Linked DNA regions of Homo sapiens: region 1 is linked to region 2. A link is a loop called in an ENCODE intact Hi-C map of the cell type or tissue named here. Cell type or tissue: HepG2. All regions are shown on one strand. Links, peaks and the distances in the headings refer to the core of each region. The heading gives the core; the rest is flanking DNA.

What was found. Hi-C counts contacts between places; a loop is a spot of excess contacts. Peaks named below come from ENCODE experiments on the same cell type or tissue, not always from the same donor. Only the 100,000 strongest peaks of a DNase experiment are listed, where the experiment ranks them.
Region 1: it touches region 2 in a loop (4-fold over the local background); 24 of 110 quality-filtered maps call a loop at or near these places.

Annotation. Positions count from the first base shown.
Region 1 is chr6:107,975,900-107,986,200 of GRCh38, forward strand. It overlaps the pseudogene MTHFD2P3. Among named protein-coding and RNA genes, the nearest start is that of SEC63, 23 kb to the left of the region's middle. In HepG2, for the core only: CTCF peaks have their summits at 1,489 (motif pointing right) and 4,599; DNase peaks (open chromatin) are centred at 1,490 and 4,612.
Region 2 is chr6:108,024,840-108,035,140 of GRCh38, forward strand. LOC105377929 (a long non-coding RNA gene) reads right to left here. Exons shown (of 2, transcript XR_942843.2): 2 at 4,392-6,060. Among named protein-coding and RNA genes, the nearest start is that of OSTM1, 45 kb to the right of the region's middle. RefSeq lists enhancers at 6,922-7,423, 7,424-7,923. In HepG2, for the core only: no CTCF peak of the experiment used is centred there; a DNase peak (open chromatin) is centred at 5,492.

The sequences.
Region 1 (10,301 bases), core at 1,035-9,034, 49 kb before region 2:
CTCAAGAGATAAAAGTATAAAAGTACAAAACTTTAAAATAATGCTCCTTAAAAACATAAGCTCTAATTCTGAATATGCCATTAACTAACTTTGTGACCTTGGACAAGTCACATCACTTTGCACTTTACAATTGAGTGTGTTTGTTTTATCATCTACAAAATGATATAATATTACACACTTTATCCCCTTTACAGGGATACTATGAAGGTCAAATCAGATTACATTAAAATAGTGATAATTACTTACATTTGCATAGTACTTTATCATCCACAAAACATTTCTGCATATATTATTGCATTTGCATGAAAGAGCTTTGAAAAGTTATAGTGTTATAAAAGGACAGTGCCTCTGTTTGAATACCAGCTCCATCTTTCTCTCCTTCAAATTGCTAATCAGTAAGATGAGGCTAGTAGTAGCATCTGCCTCATAGGTTGTTGAGAGGATTACATAATATGCTGCATAGGCAGCTGTGGACTCAGGGCCTGCATAAATAAATATTCAGACCGGGCACAGTGGCTCACACCTGCAATCCCAGTACTTTCGGAGGCTGAAGTGGGAGGACTGCTTGAGCCCAGGAGTTTGAGACCAGTCTGGGCAATAGAGTGAGACCTTGTTTCTACAAAAAGATTTTAAAAATTAGCCAAGCATGGTGACGCATGCCTATAGTCCCAGCTACTCAGGAGGCTGAGATGGGAGGGATCGCTTGAGCCCAGGAGGTCAAGGCCACAGTGAGCAGTGACTGCACTACTATACTCCAGCATGAATGACAGAGTGAGACCATGTCTCAAAAAAAAAAGGAAGAAAGAAATATTCAACAAAATCCACTTTGTTGAATATTTATGTTAATACTCAATGTTAAAAAATGCAAATGTCACCTCCTAAAGGCCTTTCAGGCCTCTTCATCTAAAACAGTGCCCTCCTTCTGCCATCACTTTCCAGTTCCTTGCCCTGGTTTATTTTTCTGAGTAACACTTTATGATATAAAGTAACTACTTTATATCATATTTGCTTAAAATCTCCATGAAGACAGAGATTTTGTCTGTCTTGTTTACCTCTCTATTCAGGATAGTAGATACTCAATAAATATTTATTGATTGAATGAAGTTAGTTATCATAATTGCTATTGTTATTATTACCTAATGTCCCTTCCTCACTTTGCCTTCGACTGTCTTGTATCATCGAGGGCATTAGAAATATTCTCTCTGGCCGGTGCAGTGGCTCATGGCTGTAATCCCAGCACTTTGGGAGGCCGAGGTAGGTGGATTGCTTGAGCCCAGGGGTTTGAGATCAGCCTGGGCAACATGGCAAAACCCCATCTGTACCAAAAATATAAAAATTAGCCAGTCTCATAACCTGGTCTCAAAATAAACAGAAAAAAATGTTTAAAGAAATATTCTCTCCAAGTTTTCAAGAACTACTTAAATCAAGCAATTACCAGGTTGTTGCTGTCTTCCCAGGAATTTTTATTTTCTAGTATGGAGGACCACCAGCAGATGGCAATCAAGGAATACAAAAATCTGAGTTTATCCTATTTAGGAAGATTTTGGTAAATAGATTTAAGAATCATAAGATGAGCTGGGCACGGTGGCTCACACCAAAGTAATCCCAGCACTTTGGGAGGCTAAAGCAGGAGGATTGCTTGAAGCCAGGAGTTTGAGACCAGCCTGGGCAATATAGCAAGACCTCATCTCTATAACAACAACAATTTTTTTTTTTTTTTTTTTTTGCAGGGGTGAGGAATCTCACTCTGTGGCCCAGGCTGAAGTGCAGTGGCTCAATCTCAGCTCACTGCAACCTCCACCTCCCAAGTAGCTGGGATTACAGGCGCCACCCACCATCACACCCAGTTAGGTCTTTTGTTTTTTCGTTTTTTGTATTTTTAGTAGAGATGGGGTTTCCCATGTTTGCCAGGCTGGCCTTGAACTCCTGACCTCAGGTGATCTCCCCGCCTCGGCCTCCCAAAGTGCTGGGATTATAGGCGTGAGCCACCACACCTGGCCTCCATTTTTTTTTTTTTTTTTTTTTTTAGGAATCATAAGATGATAAATTTAAGGTAAGCAGACCACTGTATTCTACCTCTTGAATATCGGCTCTTCTCAGAGCCAGTTTCTCATGCCCCAAACACATCTTCTACCAGTGACTAGAATTAATGTCTAACCTCAAAAAAGTCACCGAAACAAATTATAAGATCCTTTAGGTAATCTAGCGGAAACTTAGGCCTGGTGTGGTGGCTCACACCTGTAATTCTAGCACTTTGGGAAGCCAAGGTGGGAGGATTCCTGGAGCCCAGAAGTTCAAGAACAGCCTGAACAACGAAGCAAGACCCCATCTGTAATTTTAAAAAATTAAAACAACAAAAACAAAGACAAATGGAAACTTTAGTTATTCTATGTAAAAATGAATTAGTAGAATTTGTTTTTATTTAGGTATTATATTTCCTTTTGATTTCCTGCTTACATCTTGAGCCAAGGTACATTTTCTTTGGTATGTAAAAAAATGAACATTTGTGTAAATGCTTTTCCAATGGTAGAAAACTTATAGTTCTGGCAGAATAGAGCTGCAAAATTATCAGAGGGAAGGAATTTGCTGATAACATTCCAGTACATGTACATGGGGATGGGGAAAGGGAGTTCACAGCAATTTTACAACTTTAAGAAAAACGAATTTTACAACTGGTTTTACAAAAATAGGAATTTCTTTTCTTTTTTTTTTTTTTGAGACAGAGTTTCGCTTTTGTTGCCCAGGCTGGAGTGCAATGGCACGATCTTGGCTCACCACAACCTCCGCCTCCTGGGTTCAAGCAATTCTCCTGCCTCAACCTCCCAAGTAGCTGGGATTACAGGCATGTGCCACCACGCCAGGCTAATATTTTTTTTTTTTTTTTTTTGAGACGGAGTCTCGCTCTTTCGCCCAGGCCGGACTGCAGTGGCGCTATCTTCGCTCACTGCAACCTCTACCTCCCAGGTTCACGCCATTCTCCTGCCTCAGCCTCCCGAGTAGCTGGGACTACAGGCGCCCGCCACCGCGCCCGGCTAATTTTTTGTATTTTTAGTAGAGATGGGGTTTCACCGTGTTAGCCAGGATGGTCTCGATCTCCTGACCTCGTGATCCGCCTGCCTCGGCCTCCCAAAGTGCTGGGATTACAGGTATGAGCCGCCGCCCCTGGCCCTTTTCTCTTTTTTTGCACTTTGCTTCTGAAGACGTGTTAGAGAGTAGGTGTTCAATTAAATCAAACACTCTCAATAGGGTAATAGAAGACTTTGTCCTTGTTGACGAATACTGGTATCTATGCTTTCCATTTGCTAAAATTGCTCTGAGTTTCCAGGGAGAGTTGCAGTGTGGTCAAGCCTACAGAATGCTAATACTGCTAATTTTTCTGTTAGGTTGAAACAAAGAGAATTTCAGTTTATAGTTTACAGCTCAAATATATTTGATGGCATAACAAAACCCCTTGAAATATGGCTGGTACTTCATTGTAGAAGATGATTAACCTGTCTTGTTTCATTTTGTTTTGTTTGACGATACCTTTACCAGAAAAAAGCCTCATAAAACACTTTAAAAAACAAACAAACATTGTACCTGGAGAGTGTGGGGAATGTCCAGTATTTAAGAGAAGTTATGAACAATAAATAATATTTTTGGACTTCTGCTATGTATTAGGCAATATTATCTTAAGACAGACAAATTATTTAGCCCATATATATAGATTAGGCAATTAAGGAGCAGTGAGATTCATAGTTTGCCAAGGTTACATGAGCTGAGATTGGAACCAGGCCTATTTGGGTAAATGTAAGCACTTCCCTGCACTATAATTAATTGTTGATCTTATTCTAACAAATGGTGTTAAACACTTGGAACTTCCTAGTTAATGCAGAAATTTAACCAAATCACCTGGGAAACTGTTAAAAATTTAGAGTCCCAGACCATATCCCTAGAGATACTAATTCAGAAAATCTGGTGTGGGGCCTAGGAATCTGAGGTGTGTTTTTGTTTATTTGTTTATTTTTATTTATTTATTTTTTTGAGACAAGAGTCTCACTTTGTTTCCCAGGCTGGAGTGCAGTGGGGCAATCCTGGCTCACTGCAACCTCCGTCTTCCGGGTTTAAGCGATTCTCCTGCCTCAGCCTCCTGAGTAGCGGGGATTATAGGCATGCAGCACTATGCCCAATTTTTATATTTTTAGTAGAGACAGGGCTTCACTGTTTGTTGGCTGGGCTTGTCTCAAACTCCTGACCTCAAGCTATCTGCTCGTGTCGGCCTCCCAAAGTGCTGGGATTACAGGCATGAGCCACCGTGCCTGGCCAGGAATCTGAGTTTTTAACAAGCTCTCCAGTGATTGTGCTGCAGGCACTCTTCTGACCTCAAACACTTTGAGAAAGCACAGGCCCAACCCTGTGGACCTTAAAGAACAAAGAATTCTTTGAGAACCTGATGAAAGCTCTAGACCATTTTCTAGATAAATGCACATTTCACATCCCCAAATTTTACCTACAACTTAAGAGGGTTCACAGACACTCTGGACCTATGGATGCTTGGTCTCTTTCCTGTCCCAGTTGAAACTGGCCTGATAAGGAACCTCTTCCACCTCTCCACCGAGAGAGGTCACTCTTCAGCCTCAAACAGCCTCCCTGTTTTTTCTTTTTTTCTTTCTTCTTAACTACAAAGGGAAGAGTTTTCCAGGAAAATGAAGTGACTGTTGTTTGAAAAGGAGCTTCATCTTATAAATAGAGCAGCCTCTGCTGCTGTGCTTCCAAAAGTTAAGCTGAAACAGGATAATAGTGTTATCTGCAATCAGGATGAAGGCCAATCTGGATAAAGGTGTTGGGATTAAAACCAACAGCAGGGACCAAAGATTAATAAGGGCACAACCAGAAGAAAGAATCATTAAATTTATTTTCTCAAGAAGCCCTTTCTCTAATGTCTTTTCAGACTCTAGGTTTTCTCTTAGGTCTTTTATTTTATTTTATTTATTTTTTTGAGACGGTGTCTCCTCTGTCGCCCAGGCTGGAGTGCAGTGGCACAATCTCGGCTCACTGCAACCTCCACCTCGCGGGTTCAAGTGATTCTCCTGCCTCAGCCTCCCGAGTAGCTGGTACTACAGGCTCATGCCATCACCCCCAGCTAATTTTTTTTATTTTTGTAGAGATGGGGTCTCACTATGTTGCCCAGGCTGGTTTTAAACTCCTGGGCTCAGGCTCTCCTCCCACTTCAGCCTCCCAAAGTGCTGGAATTACAGATGTGAGCCACTCACCTGGCGAGGTTTCCATTTTTAAGCTAATCTTTGCATCTTTAAATAACTCAAGACTGATGCAGCCCATCTTTTAAAACATAGCTAATATTGATAGAGTCCTCAAAAGTTTGCTTGTGATATGTTCTGGATTCTGTAACATCGAAAAGGTGTAAGGAGAACATATAAACCAGGAGCTGTAAACCAGGGGCTCCAGACACAGATCCAGAGAAGTTGATAGATAGATAGATAGAAGTTAAGGAAGAAGTGTTGTTTCTGCAAGCACCCTGGTATTGTTCATAAATTTCGTGTGTTTATGTACTTTTGGGGGGAGAGATTCAATGGCTTTCATCAAATGCTTAAGGGAATCTTCAACTAAAATTTTAAAAGTAATCACTTATAAAAGAGTCTTATCTCACAAGGACTAGACAAGCAAACAGGCAGCAAAGCTTGTGGCACAGGCATAGTGACCACTGACTTAAAGTGGCCTATGCACCGTTGTCAAAACACCTGTCACGATTTTGGTTTATATTTGGGACATTCTGCCAGAAGGACCACTTGTTCAGAAACACGTCCTCCCTGGCTGGGTGCAGTGGTTCACGACTATAATCCCAGCACTTTGGGAGGCAGAGGCAGGAGGATTGCTTGAGCTCACGAGTTGAGACCAGCCTGGACAACATAGTGAAACCTCATCTCTACTAAAAAAAAAAAAAAAAAAGAAAGAAAGAAGCATGTCTTCCCTGATGTAGGAAGAGAAGCATGTTTTTTAGAGCCAGAAAAACCTGTTGAATGACAAGGACAGATGATACAAATTCTCCTGGACTCCTAATGCGATTTAAAATCAGGAATGATAATTTCTAATTCATCAGATTGCTGGGAGGTATCAGTGAAATGCCGCATGTAAAGCTCCTCGCACAGTGTCTGGCATAGGTGAGCACTCAGGAGTGTTATTGTCCCTCTTCCTCACCACCACACTAAGATTCTCCATGATGGGAATGCTGAGAACAAGCAATCTGCTGCTAGGATGGGGCTGCACCTGGTCAGACCGACCCGAAATCTGGTCTAGGAAACCTGAGGGAAAACAGATTTGTTTGGAAATTCCTATTTTCAGGTCTCTCACCGGAAGTCACAAGTGATGAAAATACATCATTCTTGTCCTTGAAGTTGTTGGACCCTAAGAGGGCAGATGGTACAAACAGTAAGTTAGCAGCGGCCACAGGGCACAGGACACTCACAGCACATGAATAAGCAGAAATACTCTACGCGCTTGATTAATAACAGGTTGTGATAGACAGGACAAAACCACATGGAGTTGACTTAGGAGGTATTCATGAAGGAAATGATTATTGAGCGATATTTTTAAGGTGGGGGAAGGGATATCATTTAGGAGAAAGAAAGAAAGAGGGGAGAAAGCTGAAAAGGTAGGAGAGAGTGCCATTGGGGCAGGCTTAGGAGCAGATTTGCAGGGCAGCAGGGAAGCCATGCTTGAGGGCCTGTGAAAAGATGACAGCAGTTAGGTGTGGGGGAAGGGAGGTAGCTAATTGGTAGAGACCCTTGAAGCCTGTGATTAGGAGTTTTAATTTAATTCAAGAGGCAATTGGAGCTATTGCAGGCTGCTAAGAAGGGGAGTGATATGATCAAAATGATGCTTGAGGACAACGGTTCTTGCTGTTCTGGCTGCTGTGAGCAGAGTGGATTAGATGAAGGAGATCCTCAGGCTGGGGGTGCTGATCTGAGGCTGTTTCACAAACCAGGTGTGAGGGGACGTGGCCTAGAACAGGATTCTGGGGATGGGGTAGAAGGAGCAGAGCTCGAATATGTTATGTGGGATAAACATTCATTCATTCTTAGAACCGGGCACTGGGTTGGACACTGGATATCGTGGGGCACAGAGGCTAAGATCAGGGGAGACAATTAAGCTTTGTTAATATTGTAGGATTGAAGTTCTGTGACCATTAAATCAGAGAAATGTGGGAGCACATAGCAGGAGCAGCACCTCACTGAGTCATGGGGAGGGACACGGGGGTCAGGGAAGTCTTCCTTGAGAAAGTGGTGTTTAAACTGGGCACTTAAAAAAGAATCAGGAGCGAGGGTAGTGGCTCACTCCTGTAATCCCAGCACTTGGGGAGGTCGAGGTGGATAGATCATTTGAGGTCAGGAGTTTGAGACCAGCCGGACCAACATAGTGAAACCCCACCTCTACTAAAAATACAAAAATTAGCTGGGCATAGTGGCACGCACCTATAGTCCCAGCTACTTGGTAGGCTGACGCAGGAGAATCACTTGAACCCGGGAGGTGGAAGTTGCAGTGAGCTAAGATTGCATCACTGCACTCCAGCCTGGGCAACAGAGTGAGACTGTCTCAAAAAACAAAAAACAAAAAACAACAAAAAAAAAAACAGAATCAGGCTGGGCTCGGTGGCTCATGCCTGTAATCCCAGCACTTTGGGAGGCTGAGGTGGGTAGATCATTAGAGATCAGGAGTTCGAGATCAGCTTGGCCAACGTGGTGAAACCCCATCTCTACTAAAAATACAAAATTAGCTGGGCATGGTGGCGGGCGCCTGTAATCCCAGCTACTCGGGAGGCTGAGGCAGGAGAATTGCTTGAACCCAGGAGGTGGAGGTTGCAGTGAGCCGAGATTGTGCCACTGCACTCCAGCCTGGGCAATAGAGTGAGACTCCATCTCAAAAAAAAAAAAAAAAAAAAAAAAAAAAAAAGAATCAGATCTCAACTGAGTAAGAAGTCATTGGGGAAATGTTACAGGCAGGGAGCCTCAAGATAAAAAGGCAGGGGTAGCCACAAGGGAAGGGAAGAATGACTCCAGGAGAGGCTCAAGGGGGCAAGCAAAGGGGGAGCAGACCGAGAAAGGCCTTTATTTTGCAATATGGGTTGTGGACTTTATCCTAAGGGCCGTGAAGGGCCATAAAAGATGAACGATTCATGTTTCATTTTAACAAAATCCCTCCAGCTATGTTGTGGAGGAAATGTATTGCCGGAGGTTAGGATGGGAATCTACCTGGGAGACATGTTGTCATAGTTTAGGGGAGAGGTGATTGGGAAACTGAGATAGATACATGTGATGGATTCAAGAGATATTTAGGATATAGAACTTAGGGGATGAGAAAAAGATTGAGAGAAGAGAAGGAAGGCAAGAGTATAAGAACAGATGTCATCAGCCCAGGGAGGGAAGAGGTATTGTTTAGGGTCACACAGCCAGCCTGTGGAAGTATCAGTATTAAAATCCAAGTCTCTAGTATTTAAAACAATAACAACTATATATATATATATACACACACGTATATATGTATACTTGTATATATGTGTATATATATATTAGGCTAGGCATGCTCATGCCTGTAATGCCAGCACTTTGGGAAGCTGAGGCAGGAGGATCACTTGAGCCCAGGAGTTAGAGATTAGACTGGGCAACATAAGGAGACCTTGTCTCTACAAGAAAACAAAAAAATTAGCCGGGCGTGGTGGCATACACCTGTATAGTCCCAGAACTCGGGCGGCTGAGATGGGAGGATGGGTTGAGTCTGGGAGGTTGAGGCTTCAGTGAGCCATGATTACACACTGCACTTCAGCCTGGGCAACAGAGTGAGAACTGTCTTAAAAACAAAAACAAAAAACATGATCTTTCCTTTCCTTTCTTATCATGCTCATGTTTTCCTTTCCATACTTGAAAATATTTTTAAAATTTATAATAGCTATTTTAAGTTCCTTGTCTACTTAATCCATTATCTCTGTCACTTATGGATCTGTTTCTATTGGTTAGTGTTTCTCCTGGGTGTTAGTTCTATTTTTCTGCTTCTTTGCATGCCTGCTAATTTGTATTGGTTGCCAGACATTGTGAATTTTATTTTGTTGGATGCCAGATTTTGCAGTCTCAGTCTCTCTCTCTCTCTTTTTCCAACATGTCAAAAAGAACCTTTACTACTTTTATAATAGCCTCTTAACGCTTTCTTGCCAGATGCTTTTGGACAACATGCTTTCTGGGCACGTTGCTTTTGAAACTTCTGAGCTTTCAGAGGAGGCACTGCCTCTAGCCTGTGGCTTTCTGGGCAGGAACCTTCTGGGCTGGAGCCTTCTTGCCTGCAAGAAGTCATCTTTTTTGCTGGAACTATAGCAGCAGGTACTTTTGGGGGAGAAGGTTTCAAGAGACCTGCCTTTTGAAGCTTCATGTTCTTTTTTTTTTTTTTTTTTTTTTTTTTGAGACAGGGTTTCACTCTGTCACCCAGGCTGGAGTGCAGTGGCACAATCTCGGCTCACTGCAACCTCCGTCTCTCGGGTTCAAGCAATTCTCCTGCCTCAGCCTCCTGAGTAGCTGGGACTACAGGTGCATGCCACCAAACCCAGCTAATTTTTATATTTTCAGCAGAGATGGAGTTTTGCCATGTTGGCCAGGCTGGTCTCGAACTCCTGATCTCAAGTGATCCACCTACCTCGGCCTCCCAAAGTGCTGGGATTATGGGTGTGCGCCACCGATCCTGGCCTTTTTTGAAGCTTCTTAATGTCATTCTTGATTATTCTGTTCCTCATTTTCTTTGCCTTTGTGACTCTCCTGTATATTATGAGCAGAGTCCTGTGCTCCCCCATGCCACGTGGACAGCGCCTGGGGAGAGTGACCTCCCAGGATATCCACACTGGAAGGTTTTGTCGTGTTCTTAAAGAGTTTTGGACTTGCAGGATTCTCGCCAACCAGGATCATGCTCAGGTTTGTTGCCTGAGGCCACCCACTCTTCCACCTCCTGCCGCACTTTCTGCTTGATCTGCTGGGCTAGTTTCCTTCCAGAAATGACAACAGCTTCATTTTGAACTGCCGCGAGGTGGAAGGGAGCAGCTATGTGCAGGCTGCAGCAGCCAGGCAGCCAACACGGACATGAGGGAAGTCGCAGCCATAGCCCGCGCCGGTGACCACGACGGGCCAGGTCACACTTTAATCAACAGCAATCACCAGAAAATTCAGTTATGAACTCAGTAGAATTCAGCACTTGCCAAAAATTCTTCAGACATATGTTGTTTAAGAGTTACCATGTAAGGACTAATTAGCCATTATTCTTTTCAGTTC
Region 2 (10,301 bases), core at 1,055-9,054:
ACAGAGTCGCACTCTATGGCCAAGGCTGCAGTGCAGTGGTGCAATCATAGCTCACTGAAGCGTCAAACTCCTGGGCTCAACTGATCCTCTCACCTCAGCCTCCTGAGTAGTTGGCATATGTCACCATGCCTGCTAGTTTTGTTTGTTTGTTTGTTTGTTTAGACAGAGTCTGGCTCTGTCACTCCAGTTGGAGTGCAGTGGCATGAACTTGGCTCACTGCAACCTCCGCCTCCTGGGTTCAAGTGATTCTCCTGCCTCAGCCTCCTGAGTAGCTGGGATTACAGGTGTGCAGCACCATGCCTGGCTAATTTTTGTATTTTTAGTAGAGACAGCATTTCACCATGGCCAGGTTGGCCTTGAACGCCTGACCTCAAGTGATCCACCTGCCTCGGCCTCCCAAAGTGCAGGGATTACAGGCATGAGCCACTGCATGGTTCCATTTGCTGTACAAGTTAGAGCAGTGGCTGAATTACAGAGCTGTTGTGTAGCTCTGAGACAACTGCGCAGGTTATAATTTCTCTACTTGCCTCCTGGATTCATTTTTCATCCTTCCTTGCCCTGCTCTGTGCCCAAGGAGACTGAACCAACCCCTTCAGATCAGAGGGCAAGAGGAGAGAGGGGTCAGGCTTTATTATCTATGCCTTTGCTTAGGAGCTGTGTCTGTTGGTAGCTGTCATGCTCCGCACCTATCACTCCCATCAGGTGGCCCATGTCACCAGGCTCTAATACCACTTTTCTCTCCCCTTGCTCCTTCAGTCCTAAGGGAAATGATGGCTTCCTGGAGCCAGACTTTGGGTGCCTCATGCCACAGGGCATGGATTTAGCTAGTAGCCATGGCAGTTGCCTGACAAGACCATTCTGTTGCCTTGTGGCAACCTCCATAAATCACAGGACTGGATTTATGTGATATTTAAAATCTTACAGATTTAATTAAAGATTTTCGAGTAGATGAGCACAGAAGATCAGATATGTAGTCTAAGAATATTAACCTGGTAGAGTATTAAATATATGGGAAAGGGAGAGAATGGAGATGACACCAGTGAGCAGATACTGCCATGGTCCCTGTCAGTGGTGATGACAGGTGAGATACACAAGGTCAATGGGAAGGCTCCAGATAGACATCTACTCCAAAGGAACCAAAAACCAATTGTCTTCGGGGGACACAGTGGAAGGATGTTTCAAGTAGGAATCTGCCAATGTTGTCTTTTCTGAATTTCCTTTTGTGAGGAACTGCTCTTCTGCTACTCTACATGATTTTGATGAGCCTGCCAATTGCAGGACTCTGTCCCTCTGACCACAGTGGGGTGTGTGTGTGGTAGTGGTAGGTGCAACCAAGAATAGTATCTCAAACCCAGCCCATGATAGTGCCTCATTCTCTTGGGCAGTGTGATTGATATATTGGTGGCCATGTGCCTCAATCTAGGCCAATCAATGCCTTTTTTGGTGACTTTTCCATTTGGAGCTGAAGGAGAAGGGGCCTTACTTTCAGAAATATGTGAATGGGGATGCTGCAGCCTCTTTTTTTTCCCCACAACAAGAACAAAGACAACATAGACAAGTGGGTGGAGAGTGAAGATGGTGACTTCCTTCAAGTTCTTGAGTCTGGTCAAACTAGAAGCGAGATCAATTTCTGGACTTCCCAGTTATGTGATCCAGTAAATCTCCTTTTATGCTTAAGCTAGTTTGAGTTTTGAGTTGGGTTTCTGTCACTTGTAATCAAAACAAGTCTGAACTTTAAAAAAAAAAAAAAAAAGCGGGGGCTGGGCACAGTGGGTCACACCTGTAACCTCAGCACTTTGGGAGGCTGAGGCAGGCGGATCACCTGAGGTCAGGAGTTTGAGACCAGCTTGGCCAACATGGAGAAACCCCGTCTCTACTAAAAATACAAAAAGTAGCCGGGCATGGTGGCATATGCCTGTAATCCCAGCTACTTGGGAGGTTGAGCCGGAAGAATTGCTTGAGCCTGGGAGGCAGAGGTTGCAGTGAGCCAAGATTGTGCCACTGCACTCCAGCCTGGGTGACAGAGCAAAACTCCATCTAAAAAAGAAAAAGTAACATGCTCTTCCTATTAGAAACAGGCTTAAGAAACTTCCATGAGTCCACAGTAAATTCAATGGAATGAATGTTTAAGCAGATACGATCTAAGGAAGTTTTATTAGCAAACTATTGATAAATCAAAGGTGTTTCGGAGAATTTTGGGGAAACTAGTTTTGCTCATTTTCATTCTTTATTTTCCTTCTTATGCTAGTAGTTTCTGCTTTTGAAATTCTAAGAGGAAAAGAAACAGTAAGTGTAGCCAGCCAAGGGAAAAGGAATAGACTGAGAAGCAGTAGAGGAAGCCTGGGAACAGAGTGATGGAGAAGGGAATTATGAGAAACGCCATGGCATATGAGACAGCTCCAGCCTGGGAGTCAGGACCTGCGTACAGTCCTGGCTCTGCCACAAATGTGCCATCTGCTTGCATAAGCTAGTGTGACTAAGTTGTAATTCCTACACTTGAGAAATAAGGAGACCTGGAATAAAAGATGATTAATATTCCCTTTCAACCGTCTATTATTCCAGTGTATCCCTATTTTTAGCAGGAACATGAAGGAAGCAAAGGATTAGGGATCATCACTATTGGATTCATAGCTGTGAAGACAGTTTCCCAGAAGAGTTCCCAGGAGGTCTGGCTTGGAGGGCAGCTGCTCCAGTGCCCCCAGACCCAAGCTCAGATCAAACCACAGGCATCTGAGGCTCTGGCTTTATCCTGGAAGGGTTAAGACGTGGTCAATGAGAGAGGGAACCAAGGAAGGTCTCCTTGTTTTGCTAAATAGTTAATGTAATCCCCTAGGCAGAGAAGGTAAAACCAACCTAATTTCCTCCTTCCCTCCTCACCCTTTTCCCACCCAATGAAGGAGTCCTGACTCAACCTAAACCCCACCCACAGCAGCATACCTGGAACCCATCCAACCTAGCAAGTGCAGCCTGCCTAGTGGCGACCTGAGCAAACCAATTTCACACCGGAAAATTCAATAGCCTGCTATTATCACAGCCAGGAAGGCAGGGAAGGAGAAGCTTCATCCTCAAGGCAATTTAAGCAGGAGGAGAGAAGAGTATGGGGAGGAGTGGTGAATAAACACACAGGAAAAGGAAGTTCTGCAGAAGTTTGCTTCTGCTCCAAAGTTGGGTTTGAAGGGTAGTGTATAAGAAGAAATGGGTTTTCTTCTAGCTCTTTCAAACTTTCTGCCATTTCTGCCAAAATACCACCAAAGAGTTTCTCAGTTCTCAGATTCCTGAGAAACAAGACCTGCCACACAGTAGGTTCTTGGTAAATAATAATTTAATTTTAAATTATTAATTTAAACATTAATTTAAAGTTAAATTAAAGGCCGGGCACAGTGGCTCATGCCTGTAATCCCAGCACTTTGGGAGGCCAAGGCAGATGGATCACGAGGTCAGGAGATCAAGACCATCCCGACCAACACAGTGAAACCCCGTCTCTACTAAAAATACAAAAAAAATTAGCCAGGCGTGGTGGCGGGCGCCTGTAGTCCCAGCTACACAGGAGGCTGAGGCAGGAGAATCGTGTGAACCTGGGAGGTGGAGCTTGCAGTGAGCCGAGATCGCGCCACTGCACTGCAGCCTGTGACAGAGCGTGACAGAGCGTGACAGAGGGTGACAGAGCGAGACTCTGTCTCAAAAAAAATTAAAGTTAAATTAAAATAAATTACTAATTATTAAGCACCTCGCTCTGTCACCCAAGCTGGAGTGCAGTGGTGTGATCATAACTCATTGCAATCTCAAATTCCTGGGCTCAAGTGATCCTCCCATCTCAGCCTCCAGAGTAGCTGGGACTCCAGATGTGCACCACCACACCTGGCTATTTTTTTGTTTGTTTGTTTTTTGGTAGAGGTAGGGTCTTGCTCTGTTGCCTAGGCTGGTCTCTAATTTCTGGGCTCAAGTGATCCTTCCACCTCCCAAAGTGCTAGGATTGTAGGCATAAGGCCCAGCGATAAATATTTACTGAGTGGATAACTGAACAAATGGATGGACACATCTGTGGGTCATCATATTGACTCTCTTTGTGGTGCCAGATGTGATGAGCCACAGGAGTAAAATATACTCCATGAAAGAGAAGGGAGGATCACGAGAGGGGTTCAAGCACACTCAGCTGAAGCTGCTTCCCCACTCTGGACTATCCAGGCAGAATCTTAATATTGGTCACAGTGCACAGAGGGTATTTCCCTCAGTCAAGGAGCTTCCTATGGGCCCTTCCTATAGGCCCAGGACCACGCAGTTATTTATTAGTCCCTGACTTATAAGAGCTTGCAGTCTAAGTGAAGAGACAGTGTTACCTCGGAGGAAATAATGACATGATTTGCATAAATCAATAAATAATTGGCCTTAAGTAATGTAGGAAGATGTATAATTATAATGAGTTCAAAGAAAAGAGAGATGAGTGGGGCTGGAACAGTCCAGAAAGCACCATTGAAGAAGTGGGATTTGACTTTGATGCAGAGAACAGGCAAATGCTCATTCACGTGGGGGAATGTGGGTTAATTTTCTGAATCCTGATCCCACCTGGGGCATCACAGTGCTATTTTCCAGATGCATGCCCAAGTCCCCTTTCAATTTTCCATCCCTGGTCTGCATGGCAGGCGAGATTTCCATCACCATTAGAGCAGATGGGGCTTCACAAAGAGCAGTGCAATTTGAGTGCTGATGAGGCCAACAGGTTTGATTCAGAAGGTTGTTATTGCTGCCAGGCTGTAACTTAGACATATAAATTTGCTGCTTCAAATGTTCCATCAGGAGAATCAGCTGGGGAGCACTAATCCTAAGTGAAACCGTCTTGATTACAATGGAAGAAACGACAACAGCATATCGTTTAACTGCTGAACCCTTACAATGAAACACAAAGCGGCATTAAAGTTCTCTGCCTGTAATGCCATGGTTTAAGCAGTTAATCTTATTTTAGCTGAATGGCATGTTCATTACAGCAAATAAGTAGGTAATGTGTGGGATTACTGAAGAGGGAAGATAAATTAAACCAGTTATGGGCATCATGTTGATTTTTTTTAACTGTCTGATTTAACTTGGTATTTTTCAACAGCCAGATCTAATAAACACTCATTTAGCAGAGATTAAGGAGATGGGACTCTTGCCCAGAAAAGGTATTATATATGACTTGAGATGCTAGTTTTAAGGGCAGTAATTCATGATACTCAGCACTGGCTCCAGCCTGGAATCTTCAGTGCTTTAACACGAGGGGTTCATGAGTGGCAAAGCAGTGCTTCTCACTTTCCACTAAATAGTTATGTTTCTACCATTTATACTTTTTATGGGCAGCTGAAGGACTTTTCTTCAAGGTCTCAAACATTCTTTTCTGTAGACCTGCTACAAAGACACCTTCTAACATCATACAGTGTAGTTCAGGAATGTATTTTATCTTTTCTCAAACAACTGCTACTCTAACTTCAAAAACCATTCATTGAACTATGGGTACAAAGGACAAAGGAGATAGAGTCCTTGAATTGGAAGAGATTACAATGTAGTCTGGAGAGGAGGAATAACAATCACACACAATAAAGAACAATAAAGAAGCTGGTAACAGCATGAGCGGGTACATAAACAAGTGCCAAATTACATAGCCAATTTGTGCAGTGTAGCCCATAAGGAAACAGATGGACAAGTACTTACTGAGCAGCATGAAATACTCCAGGTTGGGTATTGTGCTGTAGGCTTTTTGTATACTTAATTTGTGCAAATTTTTTTTTTTGAGGCAAGTATTATGAACTCCCATTTCACAGGTGTAGAAACCAAGGCTCAGAGAACCAAATCGCTTACCCAAGTAGGGGGAAAGCCCCAGGTCTGATTTCAAAGTCCTTGCCTTTTCCTTTATGGCAAATTGTTTCTTTAAGAAATATGAAGAGTCAGGAGCAGAAGAAAATCATGTAAGATGTCATGGAAGAAGTGGAATTGGATCTGAGTCTGAATGTACCCTTCAACCCAACTTCAAAGCAGCAAATACCTTGATGCAATCTGTTTGACAGTCAATTCTGCTTCCAGGAATTAAGCCTAAATAATTAAGAAAATGTCCCTTTAGAAAGTTTGTATCCATTTGCACTCACACCATATATTATATAAATTCATTGTTCTCATGCCAATACCAGACATTATCATTCCTTTTCAATATCTGCCAGTCCATTAGATGGAATATAGTATCACCATGTAGCTATAATTTGTGTTTCTTTAGTGGGTAGATATGAACACCTATTCATATCTTTGCTGCCTAACTTTGTTTTAGAATTCTCTGTACCTTTTCCTTTGCTGATTTTTTTTGAGACAAGGTCTCGCTCTGTCTCCTAGGCTGGAGTGCAGTGGCATGATCTTGGCTCATTTCAGCCTTGACCTCTTGGGCTCAAGCAATCCTCCCACCTTAGCCTCCCAAGTAGTTAGGACTAGAGGCACACGCTACCATGCCCAGCTAATTTATTTTTTTATTTATTTTTTGTAGAGATGGGGTTTTACCAGGTTACCCAGGCTGGTTTTGAACTCCTGAACTCAAGCAATCCTCCCGCCTCAGCCTCCCAAATGCTGGGATTACAGGCATGAGCCACCATGCCCTACTTTATTTTTCTATATTTATTTACCTCTAAATAATTTTATTTTAAATTTAATTTTATAAATTAAAATTCATTTTCATTATTGCATTTAGAACACTTTACACATTAAGATCTTTGAATTGTCATATATGCTGCATATTACTTCTAGTTGATTTTTTTTAACACAAACAAATCTGAGTCATTTTCTTTATAATTTCTGCAGTAGCATCCTGGAAATACAGTTACAGCAAGAGGTAACCTTCAGAGTAGACAGCTGTCTCGAAATAGTAGCTCAGGTGAAGGGATAGCCAGGGCAGACTTGTACAACTTCTAAGTATCTGCAAGGACAATCCCAGTTGTGCAGACTCAGGGCTCCAATGAGATTCATAGTTGTTAAAAGGACAAGTAACTCCTGATGGCTATACAACTAAAGGTCGCCTCAGTTACACTGATCTCTTAGTAACTTAAATTCCTAGGATAATCTCTAATTTGTTCAAAGTGTACTATTCTTTTGGCATACTGTTAAGTCCACAAATACTATATGTGACATTTTGTCTTCAGATTGATGCAGGATTTTTCTTGGCCCCTTCACTGGACTCCCAACCGGAGGGAACACTTGCTCGGCCCACCACATTCAACCCCTTGTGGGTGGGAGCCTGTGAGCGAGTGAGTGCAGGATCCAGCCGGCCGCTCCGGGCACCAGCAGAAGCAAGCTCCATGTGGGGCCCATGGCCAAACCAGCCATGAGCAAGTGAGTGTGGGATCTCGCCAGCTGTTCTAGTCACTGGCAGGAGCAGGCTCCATGTGGGGCTCATGGCCAGATCAGGAGTGAGCGAGTGAGTGCAGGATCTGGCTGGCCACTTTGGGCACTGGCGGGAGCAAGCTCTGTGCAGGGCCCATGGCATCACCGAGATGAGGGTGCCCATGACCCCAAAACCCCAGGGGGAGTGTTACAGTGCTCTCTTAGCGCTGCCATCTGCAGATGGCTATGTGTTAACAGCTCAGCTGGCCCCTTGTCTCATCACGTGGGGTGGCTGCCCTCTAACAGCAAGGGCAAAGGGCCGGTGTGATAGCCTTTTTGGGTCCCCACACTCAGTGGGTCCTGAGCTCTTGTCCATCCAGCATCCAAGAAGAATGAAGTTGTGTGGACACTTGAAGGATGGTGAGGGTAGAGAACTTAATTGAGCAGTGGAAATGGCTCTTAGCCTAGAGGGGAGCTGGAGAGGGGATGGGAAAAGCAGATAGTCTTCCCCAAAATCTGGCCATCTCTTCCCCAAAGTCCAGCCATCTCTCCTTTCTACTGACTGAGTCTGGGATCTTTATAGGCACAGGATGGGGGTGGGTGGAGTGTGGTGGGCCACACGTAGTTTTGGAAAAGACAACACTGGATTGGTAAAAAGACATTATTCAGAAAGAACCAATCAAGAGAGAGTGAGCAAACAGGAATAGAAGTTCTCACTTTGGGCTGCAGGTTTCAGGCTTTTAGGCTTGAAGATGGGGTTTCACCAGGGACCCATCCCTGTTTGCCTAGGCGTTTGGCTGCCTCCTGCCACTCTCAATATTTTTGTTTTGTTTTCGCTCTCAATATTTTTTAGTGAGTTTTTTAGTTCATTTTTGTGCTATGTTCATCAGGTTTGATATCAAGATGATGCTGACTTTGTAAAATTAATTGGGACTTCCTTCCCTTCCTCCCTCCCTCCCTCTTCCCTCCCTCCCTTCTTTCCCTCTTCTATTTAATCTACTTACTGATATTTGAGTTTAATATATCATGTTACTATTTGTCCTGTCCTGTGTTCCTGTTTCCCTCTTTTCTTGATTTCTGTTATATTGATATTTCCCCCTTCCTCCATTGGTTTGATAGTTACACCCTCTTTTACTTTCTTTTAGCAGTTACCTTGAAGGTTTCAACATTAATCCTAATCTCCAATGTTACTTGAATTTTTATCTTATTCCCAAATAATGCAACAACCCTAAAACATTTTAACTCCAAGAATATTGTGATGATTAATTTTATGTGTCAATTTGACTGGGCCACAGGGTGCCCAGACATTTGATCAAACATTATTCTGGGTGTGTTTGTGAGGGTATTTCTGAATGAGCTTAGCATTAGAATCAGTAGACTGAATAAAGCAGATTGTCCTCCCCAATGTTGGTGGACCTCATCGAATTAATTGAATACCTGAATAAAATAAAAAGGCTGATAAGATGAAACTTTTCCTGCCTGACTTCTGAGCTGGGGCATTAGTCTCCTGCCCTCATATTGGAACCACATCGACAGCTTTCCCAGGGCTGCAGCTTGCCAAATGCACATCTTGGGATGTCTCAGGTGCCATAATCACATAAGCCAATTTCTTACAGTATGTATGTATGTCATAGGAGACATTTATATGCTAAATATATATAATATATGTTATAGGAGACATATAATACATAGAGAATACATAATATATAGATCATATAACATGTAGATTATGTTTCATATAGAATGTTATATATGTAGATTATGTATTTCCTATGACATATATTAAACATAAAACATATATATAAAATATCTATCTCCTATGACATACATATTAATTATTAAATAGTGGCTTATGGCCAGGCATGGTGGGTCACGCCTGTAATCCCAGCACTTTGGGAGGCTGAGGCAGGCAGATTACCTGAGGTCAGGAGTTCAAGACCAGCCTGGCCAACATGGTGAAACCCCATCTCTACTAAAAATACAAAAGTTAGCTGGGCATGGTGGCATGTGCCTGTAATCCCAGCTACTTGGGAGGCTGAGGCAGGAGAATTGCTTGAACCTGGGAGATGGAGGTTGCAGTGAGCCGAGATTGCGCCACTGCACTCCAGCCTGGGCGATAGAGTGAGACTCTGTCTCAAAAAATAAAATTAAATTAAAAGTGGCTTATATATTATCATATATAATATGGCTTATATACCATATAGCTCTCTCTCCTCTTGGTTCTGTTTTTCCTGGAGAACCCTAATACAAATCACCTCTTGACTTTTATGTCACTTGTGCATTTTATTCTCTCTCTCTGTATGTGTGTGTGTGTGTGTCTATATATATATATGTTAACTCCACATCACATCATTGTATACAGCCAGTATTTATTTAGATTTATCCATATAGTTACCCTCTACACTAATTTCCTGTTCTTGCCCCTGTGAGTTTCCAACTGGGTTTATTTATTTATTTATTTATTTTTCTGAGACAGAGTCTCGCTCTGTCTCCCAGGCTGGAGTGCAATGGCTCGATCTCCGCTCACTGCAAGCTCCACCTCCCGGGTTTGCACCATTCTCCTGCCTCAGCCTCCCGAGTAGCTGGGAACCACAGGCGCCCGCCACCACGCCTGGCTCATTTTTTGTATTTTTAGCAGAGACGGGGTTTCACCGTTAGTCAGGATGGTCTCGATCTCCTGACCTCATGATCCGCCCGCCTCGGCCTCCCAAAGTGCTGGGATTACAGGCGTGAGCCACCGCGCCCAGCCCCAGCTGGGTTTATTTTACTTCCACCTGAAGATGTCTTTAGCATTTTTTTAATGCAGTCCTACTTGTGATAAATTCTTTTTGTCCTGAAATGCCTTTATTTCCCTTTTAATTTTGAAGACCATTTTTGCTAGGCATGCAATTCTAGACAATTGGTTACCCTCTTTTTTTTTTTTTTCAAGCGGACTCTCGCTCTGTCACCCAGGCTGGAGTGCAGTGGTGCAA